2 separate regions of the Homo sapiens genome follow, and region 1 is linked to region 2. Evidence: chromatin loops called from intact Hi-C (ENCODE). Cell type or tissue: dorsolateral prefrontal cortex. All regions are shown on one strand. Links, peaks and the distances in the headings refer to the core of each region. The heading gives the core; the rest is flanking DNA.

Evidence for each region. Hi-C counts contacts between places; a loop is a spot of excess contacts. Peaks named below come from ENCODE experiments on the same cell type or tissue, not always from the same donor. Only the 100,000 strongest peaks of a DNase experiment are listed, where the experiment ranks them.
Region 1: it touches region 2 in a loop (2.4-fold over the local background); 7 of 110 quality-filtered maps call a loop at or near these places.

The regions. Positions count from the first base shown.
Region 1 is chr1:37,552,052-37,556,440 of GRCh38, reverse strand. SNIP1 (Smad nuclear interacting protein 1) reads left to right here and starts at 2,148. Exons shown (of 4, transcript NM_024700.4): 1 at 2,148-2,435; 2 at 3,694-3,796. The coding sequence starts at 2,212. It also overlaps the pseudogene RPS27P9. RefSeq lists an enhancer at 1-894 and a silencer at 2,366-2,425. In dorsolateral prefrontal cortex, for the core only: a CTCF peak has its summit at 2,101; a DNase peak (open chromatin) is centred at 2,100; H3K4me3 peaks cover 1,841 bases; H3K27ac peaks cover 550 bases.
Region 2 is chr1:37,858,451-37,862,839 of GRCh38, reverse strand. MTF1 (metal regulatory transcription factor 1) reads left to right here and starts at 3,248. Exons shown (of 11, transcript NM_005955.3): 1 at 3,248-3,309. It overlaps INPP5B (inositol polyphosphate-5-phosphatase B), which reads left to right. Exons shown (of 24, transcript NM_005540.3): 24 at 410-2,143. The coding sequence ends at 525. RefSeq lists a silencer at 2,982-3,311. In dorsolateral prefrontal cortex, for the core only: a CTCF peak has its summit at 2,571 (motif pointing right); DNase peaks (open chromatin) are centred at 2,579, 3,169 and 3,726; H3K4me3 peaks cover 2,007 bases; H3K27ac peaks cover 1,924 bases.

The DNA of each region.
Region 1 (4,389 bases), core at 299-4,298, 310 kb after region 2:
TGGCAGAGGACAGTGGAGCAGCCAACACACAAAACTGCCGTTTGTGCATGGCTAAAGACTGTGGTGATTTTATAGCATCCTGGGCATTTCACATCCATGAAGTAGGAATTGGGGCTCTGCACCAGGCGTTTCTTCTTGTGTTTCCTCTTCTCCTCTTCTGGGGAGGGATGAAGGAGATCCTTTGCGAGAGGCATGTTCTCGTGGGTAGGTCGTCACCGCAAGAAAGGGCTTGTTTTGATTTTTAAATTGAGACGGAGTCTCTCTCTGTTGCCCAGGCTGAAGTGCAGTGGCGTGATCTCGGCTCACTGCAACCTCCGCCTCCCGGGTTCAAACGATTCTCCTGCTTCAGCCTTCTGAGTAGCTGGGACTACAGGCGCGTGCCCCCATGCCCGGCTAAATTTTGTATTTTTAGTAGAGACGGGGTTTCACCACGTTGGCCAGGCTGGTCTCGAACTCCTGACCTCGTGGTCCGCCTGCCTCGGCCTCCCAAAGTGCTGGGATTACAGGCGTGAGCCACCGCGCCCAGCCTGAAGTATTTTTCTAATTAAATGGAGAAATGACAAAGTAGGAGCCAATGGGAAACCTCCCCTTTGCCCCCTGAAGATTCGCTCAAAAATCAATTCACAAAAGGCAGATTAATTGGAGAAAAGGCATACAAATGTATTTAAAATGTATACACGGGGAGAATCACAGTATGATTACCCACCCCGAAAAGGGTTCAGAAGCTTATATACCCTCCTGGTAAAACAGGTTTGTGAGGGTGGGAGAAGGAGGAATTCTGTTCAGGGATTACTAGGCAGAATGAATGAATAAGGGAACAGAGATAAATTTGTAAATAGTTTTTTGTGTTTTTTTTTTTGTTTTGGTTTGGTTTTTTTGAAGACAGGGTCTCACTCTGTAGCCCTGGCTGGAGTGCAGTGGTGCCATCACGGCTCACTGCAGCCTCCAACTCCTGGGCTCAAGCGATCCTCCTGTCTCTGCTGGGACCACAGGCACGAGCCACTAGCCCCTGCCAAATTTAATTTTTTTGTAGAGACAGTCTTGCTATGTTAGGCAGTTTGGTCTCAAACTCCTGGCTTCAAGCGATTTTCCTGCCTTGGCCTCCCAAAGCGCCGGAATTACAGGCTGCAGCCACCGTGCTCGGCTGTAAATAGCTACTTTTGACAGTATAAGGGTCTCTGGTCAGGTGTGATTACATTCTTGGGTGGAGAAGAAAGAAACAATTATTCCTTTTGGTAGTCTGGATCTTAGGCAGATAAAGACCTGTGCTTTGGGAGAGATGATGGGCACTGGAAAGGAACATTGAGGCTTCTTCAGTTCAGCTTGTCAGTGAGCCGTATTTTGGGGTTTTGGTTTCTGAGCCCCAACAGCATTGCAGAAAGTTCAGGAAATAGAAGAGGAAAAGCTAATGATTTGAAAAGCTAATGATTTGCCCATGGGTTATCATCTCTGATTGCATTTCCATTTCTTCCTCCCTTCTATTTCCAAATGTAAATGTAATTATAGTTTGCACACAATTTTGTATCCTGCTTTATCGTTAACAAGTCAGGGTTTTTAAAGTTTGTAAATGGTTTACTAATGGCCACATAACACCCATTAATTTGGCTAACTTCCCTACTGCTGGTATTTACATTGTTTCCACGTTTTGTAATTACTAATAATGTGGCAACAAACAGCCTTGAGAGGTTTGCTTTTTCCCAGTTTTTGTTGTTGTTTGTTTTTGAGACATCTCGCTCTGTTGCCCAGGCTGGAGTGCAGTGGTGAGATCCCTGCTCACTGCAACCTGCGCCTCCAGTTCAAGTGATTCATTTGCCTCAGCCTCCCGAGTAACTGGGATTGCAGGTGCGCGCCACCACACCCGGCTAATTTTTGTATTTTTAGTAGAGACGGGGTTTTGCCATGTTGGCCAGGCTGTTCTCTAACTCCTGACCTCAGTGATCCGTCAGCCTCGGCCTCCCAAAGTTCTGGGATTACAGGCGTGAGCCACCACTCCCAGCCAGAAGTTTGTTTTTGAAACTTGAAACTCCCGCCACCCAAGCCTGTCGCTGCGGCCACACCCACTAGGGAGTAGTCACGTGTTTAACCTTTGCCGCGAGGATTTCTGGGAGCCTGGGCACCCCGGAAGCGGAAGTCCAGGAGTTAAACTCGTCATTTCCTCCAGCTAGAGGAGCTCAACTGATCTGTTTTCTTTCGCCCAGCCAAAATCACAGAATGAAGGCGGTGAAGAGCGAACGGGAGCGAGGGAGCCGGCGAAGACACCGGGACGGGGACGTGGTGCTGCCGGCGGGGGTGGTGGTGAAGCAGGAGCGTCTCAGCCCAGAAGTCGCACCTCCCGCCCACCGCCGTCCGGACCACTCCGGTGGTAGCCCGTCTCCGCCGACCAGCGAGCCGGCCCGCTCGGGCCACCGCGGGAACCGAGCCCGAGGAGTTAGCCGGTAAGTGGGGGAGCAGTCCAGGATGGACATTGGGTTGGGCTCATTCAGAAAGGCGGGCAGGGCTAGCGTCCGAAACAGGTTTTGAATGGTGGGCGCAGCAGCCCGGACTTAATCCTGAGGGGCTGTTGAGAGTGATCCAGTCGTGCTTGTGTTATGCTTGCTCTGTCACTTGCATTATAGCTCGGTGTTCAACGCCTAATGACTAACCGGCAGGATCCCACTCCTTCATTCTTGTGTTCCTAGCACTTCGAAGAGTGTGGCCCAACAGATAGCACTGATAATCTGTTAAATTGGATTGAGATTTTCCCCATCCCTCCCACAAATGGAGTGTGGGCGTTGTCTTTCCGGTTACCTGCCAGAAAGGTTTTCACATCGAGGTCTAAGCGAGCTACCTAACAGAAACTGGGGAAAAAAAAAAAGTTACTTCTTGCTAGACTCATTTATTTATGCATTCATTCACCATAGTTTTACTGAGTGCCTATTAAGTGTTAAAGACTGCCCTAGGTATTGGGGCTGCAAGGGTGATTCAGTTAGATGATCTTCACCGATGCCAAATTGGCTATGCTCTAACCCTGAGACATGATAAAAAAATAAACAAAATAGTTTCAGTTAGTAACAAGTATTATTGATAGATTAAAACAGTAATGTGATAGTGAGAGATTGGAGAGAAGAGGGAGGAGGACTCTCTAAAGAGGTGCCATTTGAGCCCAGACCTGACTGATAAGAATGATCCAACCTCTTAAAGATCCAGGCAGAGGAAACAACATCTGCAAAGAACCTGAAGTAGAATGAATTATGATTGAAATGGGAAAAAGCCAGTGTCGGTGGATTATAGTGGTCAAGAAGGTGGGTGGTAGGAATGAGATGGCACAGGGAGGAAGTAGAACCACAGGATGGAGGGATTGTTATTGATGGTAGGGGTGTTGGTAGTGAAGGATAAAGAGTCAAGGGTGACTTACGGATGGTGATGCCAATCAGCGAGATGGCAAGGAGTAGGAGAGGAAAGGTTTTTGAAGGGTTGGGAATTAAGAGTTATGTTACCTAAGTGAGAAGGTTCAGTAGACAGTTGTCTATGTGAGTATGGAATGCAAGGGAGATGTTAGGGCTAGGAAAGTGAACCTCGTGACTCCTTTAATGTGACCGGCAGAGACCTTCACAAATGCGGTGTTTGTGTTAGTAGGTAAGCCTGATACTGGAAGCTAATTTTTATGGGGGAAGGGAAATTGCGATAAAATCCTGTGTACCATGCTCTGAATAGGTCCCCACCCAAAAAGAAAAACAAGGCCTCAGGGAGAAGAAGCAAGTCTCCTCGCAGTAAGAGAAACCGAAGTCCTCACCACTCAACAGTCAAAGTGAAGCAGGTAAGTGGATTGGGGTGTTTTGATGGGTCCAAATTGAGAGCCTTTTCCTATCACAGCTAAAGAGGAATGTGTGTGTGTGTTGTGTGTGTGCACACATGTGCACGTACGCTCGCCTACATCTCTACTTGTACCTCCGATGGGCTTTTCTGAAAACTGGCTGTATTTATTTTTTCTGCTTGTTTGCTTAAATTAAACTTTTTATTTTGAGATTATTATTGGTTCACATGCAGTTGTCAGAAATAATTCAGGGAGATATACTCTTCCTGGTTTCTCCCAGTGGTAACATCTATTCATAACAGAACTGTGGTACAATATCATCATCAGAATATTGACATCGATATAGTCAAGATAACATTTCCTTCACCGCAAGGAATACCTCGTGTTGTCCTTTTGTAGCCAAACCCACTTATCTCCCACTTTTATCCTTCCTTAACTTCTGTCAACTTCTAATCTGTTCTTCATTTCTATAATTTTGTCATTTCAAGAATGTTATGTAAATGGAATCATACAGTATGTAACCTTTAGGATTGTCTTTTCTCACTCAGCAGAATCCTTTGGAGATTGATTCAGGTTGCATCTCTCAGTAGTTTGTT
Region 2 (4,389 bases), core at 240-4,239:
GCCTAGCTGGTCTTGAACTCCTGGCCTCTAGTGATCTGCCCGCTTTGGCTTCCCAAAGTGCTGGGATTATAGGTGTGAGCCACCACACCCAGCTCATAATACCGTATTTTTGATGTGCCTTTCCTATGTTTAGATATATTTGGATGCACAAATACTTAGCACTGTGTTACAATTGCCTGTAGTATTCAGTATAGTAACATGCTGTACAGGAGCTTAGGAGCAATAGACTATACCATCTAGAATTGTGTAAGTACAGGTTTGTGAAAGTTTAAGTACACGCTATGATGTTTGCACAATGATGAAATCACCTAATGACACATTTCTCAGAACATATCCCTGTCGTTAAGTGATGTGTGTCTTTAGTACCTTCTTTTGCTGAATCATTTCTTTTCTGTGTTTTTTCTTGCAGCTAGCATATTTGGCAGCTTATTGCTTCGAAACCCAGCTGGTCACCAAAAGCTTGATATGACAGAGAAGAAGAAGGCTCAAGAATTTATTCACCAGTTCCTCTGCAACCCACTCTGAGCCTCTCTCTCCTCCTATTTTACTTGAGGCTGCCAATTACCAGCCCCACCTGTTTCAGCTCAAGAGATGCCTTAAGATAATTATGTGAGGCCACTTGGTAGCAAGAATGGCAGCTATTTCCTGAGCCTAGTACCCCAATTAAGCCCACCATTGGTTAGCACACTCAGCGCTGTGAGTCGTGAAGACACGGGAGAAAATCCACCATAATAAAACTGACATTCAATTTTCAACTTTAGTTATTTAACACAGATTTTTTTATTTTTTATTTTTTTTTATTTTGAGACGGAGTTTTGCTCTGTCGCGCAGGGTGGAGTGCGGTGGCACGATCTCGGCTCACTGCAACCTCTGCCTCCTGGGTGCAAGCAATTATCCTGCCTCAGCCTCCCGAGTAGCTGGGACTGCAGGCACACACTGCCACGCCCAGCTAATTTTTTGCATTTTAGTAGAGACGGGGTTTCACCGTGTTGCCCAGGCTGTTCTAAAACTCCTGAACTCAGGTAATCTGCCTGCCTCGGCCTCCCCAAGTGCTAGGATTACAGATGTGAGCCACCACGCCCGGCCTTTTTTTTTTTTTTTTCTTTTTTGAGATGGAGTTTCACTCTTGTTGCCCAGGCTGGAGTGCGTTGGCGTGGTCTTGGCTCACTGCAACCTCTGCCTCCTTGGTTCAAGCAATTCTCCTGCCTCAGCCTCTCGAGTAGCTGGGATTATAGGCGTCCGCCACCATGCCTGGCTAATTTTTTTGTGTGTTTTTAGTATAGACACGGTTTCACCATGTTGGCCAGGCTGGTCTCGAATGCCTGGCCTCAGGTGATCCACCTGCCTTGGCCTCCCAAAGTGCTGGGATTACAGGCATGAACCACCACGCCTGGCCTAAAATGTTTTTAAATAACTGTACTTGTACTCACTCACCCTACCTCCAGGGCATAGTCAGTCTGGGCTGAGATCCCCATGATCAGATATTTGATGGAAAGTCCTGAAAGGCCAATGAGTTGGATGGCAAGAATGCAGGCAGAAGCTGCTGGATAAAATAGGCTACAGCCACCTCAGATGCTTTCAGTGCTCTGTCTGAGGATGTGTATATGCATATGCAAACTCGACCCCCGTTCCTGCCCAGATAATGGCTCAATAACTCTGAGGCTGGTTGCTCAGCCTCTGAGGGCAATACAGGCATTTAAAAAATTAAAATGACCAGGCACAGTGGCTCACGCCTGTAATCTCGGCACTTTGGGAGACTGAGGTGGGAGCATCACTTGAGACCAGGAGTTTGGGACCAGGCTGGGCAACACAGGGAGACCCCCTCTCTACAAAAACATTTTTAAAAAATTAGCTGGGTGTGGTGATGCATGCCTGTGGTCCCAGTTACTTGGGAGGCTGACGTGGGTGGCTCACTTGAGCACAGGAGTTTGAGGCTGCAGTGACCTATGACCACATCACTGTACGCCAGCCCGGGTGAGAGAGGGAGACCCCGTCTCTAAAAATAAAATGTAAAATCACTGAAAAAATGAGTGTTCGGTGAAACAAGTGGGATTTTCTGGGCCAGCAAGTCTTCCAAACTGTATATGATGCATCCTGTCTCCATGTGTAATATATTTTAATGATAAATGTATTTTTAACAGTGGCGGTTGTGTATGTTTTTATGTCTTAAGAGATGGCAGTTCGCTGCAGCTGGATTTTGTGGCTCAAGCCTTGGGGCCAAAGAGACATATTCCTGGCAGTCTGGTGGGTACCAGTCACTATTCACATACTTCCAGCAAGAAATGGTTATGGCACTGACCTGAACCCCTTGACCCCTGGTCTGGTCTTTGGAGTTGTCCCACTCTGAATATTCGAGAGAAGCAGCTTATGGTTAAAACAGGCAGTGGCAGCTGGGAGGATCTAACAGCTAGATCCTCCAGGCATTTGGAAAGGACAGGGGCATAACGAAGGCAGAATCGCTTCCTGGGTACGAATGCCCACTACTTCTGGGCACTGTGAAATGGGTTTAAGACGCGGGCCAGCAGGACAATGTGAACGGTGAAAGGAAGGGAGTGGCCGGTAGGTGGCGCTAACTGGCCCGGGCATGAGTCCCGCCGTAGCCGCGTCCTCTTGCAGGGGAAGAAAGTTGGGACCGCCAGCCTGGGCAAGCGCGTGAGAAGGGAGCTGGGGGTCCTAGGCAAGCGCGTGAGAAGGGGAAGAGGCGGCGGCGTCCTCTCCAGCTGGGCTTAGAATACTCTTAGTTCTGCCTTTGGGGTCTTGTCTTCCTTTCTGGGCCTCCTGCCTGTGTTAACTTTGATGGGTGCTGAAGGGAAGGCCGGGGTCCCGGCAGGAGAAACCCGGGAACGTCGCGGCCGTCCAGGCTCCCCTGGCGGGTTGGAGCCAGGGTTCTGACTGCCAACTGTGGTCCTTCCCGCTGCGGCTGTGGCTGCCAGGGCGAGGGCGGTCAGCGCAAACCTGGCTGAGGACATTTCGGATTCTTCCTTGGGGATTCGTTCCCTTCTCCTTGACTCCGGTGCCGCGAGGGCGACACCCTCCGGGCCCCGCGTGGCCACCCCGGGCGCTTCCCCACGCGGATGAACCCACCTCCTGGGCGCCTTCCCCTCGGTGCCCCGCTCGCCAATTGGAGGCTGCAGCTCAGCCCCCTGACAACCTGAGCCAACCAGAGGCGCCAGGGAGGGGCGGATCCTCTGTCCCCACCTTCCTCCGGAAAGAGGAAGCGGAAGTGACGTTAGGGGAAGGTGGGGGCAATCATGGTGCCGCTGGGGAGGGGAGAAGCTGCTGCTGCCGCCGTTGCCGGGAGCCGCGGAGGTAAAAGGCGAAACTAGACTCGGCCTGGGCTTGGGACTTACCGGGAGGCGCGGGACTTAGGCTCCCTCCTGAAGCATTTCCCAATAGAGACCTCAGTTTGGTCACCATAGGGACCCCACCCCTTCTCCGTTTCCATGGGGATGGGTATCCAGCCCCCCTTCCCTGTTTCCATGGAGACCCGGACCCTGCCCCTCTCCTCCTTGCTTGGAGACCCCCAGCTTGTCTTCGGATTTTTCTGTGTAGCCCTGTGCTGGGGGCTATCCCAGACAGGTTCCTTTTCCCAGCCTCCTCTCAAGGGGGCTCTGTTCGCACTCCTCGTTGGCTACCCTCAAACCTCCTGGTCTTGTTTGTTTCGGACAGTTGGTCTCCGCGTTGCCGCCGAGGGTGCCGGGGCAGCCCACTGGGGCCCTCGGTGCTCTTCTCTCTCTGCTCAGATGCAGCGAAATGTACATCTGTGGGGTTGCGTAAGCCAGAGCTAGGGGTCGGGCCGGTACCTCCCGGATCCAATCCTTTGGCCTGTCTCTGGTAACTGTCTAGCCATCCCACTAAGTAAAGGCTCACTTTCTAACCCAGAGCAGAAGAGAAAGATAAAGCGCAAAGCCAGACTGAAAACTAAAAGGGATGTGCTGATTATTTTAAAATTCTCTATTCTGCCTGCCAAACCCACATTTGTAGAGCCTGTGTTTGCAGATGAAGGAAGAATCACTATTCCAGAACATGAAAGCTTCAAATGTGGTATTTTTCTCAAGAGAATGTATCTTCCCAAGATAGTATATCTTCACGAGAGAGTAGGTAGCCATGTCTTTCAGTCATTTAGCTGACATTTCCTGAACTCTTATCATAGTATCAGTGTACTATGCTAGGAGCTGTAGAAACAAAAATAATAAGACTCAATTGATTCAGGGACGAGAGCCCACCACAGAACCATAACTTCTTGTTGACACCATATTGTTTTAGGACATAAATAGATACAGTGATCTTCGTTGTTTGTGCCTGATTGAGGAATAGCCCTTCCACCCAGAAGGTTGAAACATCTGTTCTAGGTAGGGGGGAAGGAATTCATACTTGTTCCTCTACTAT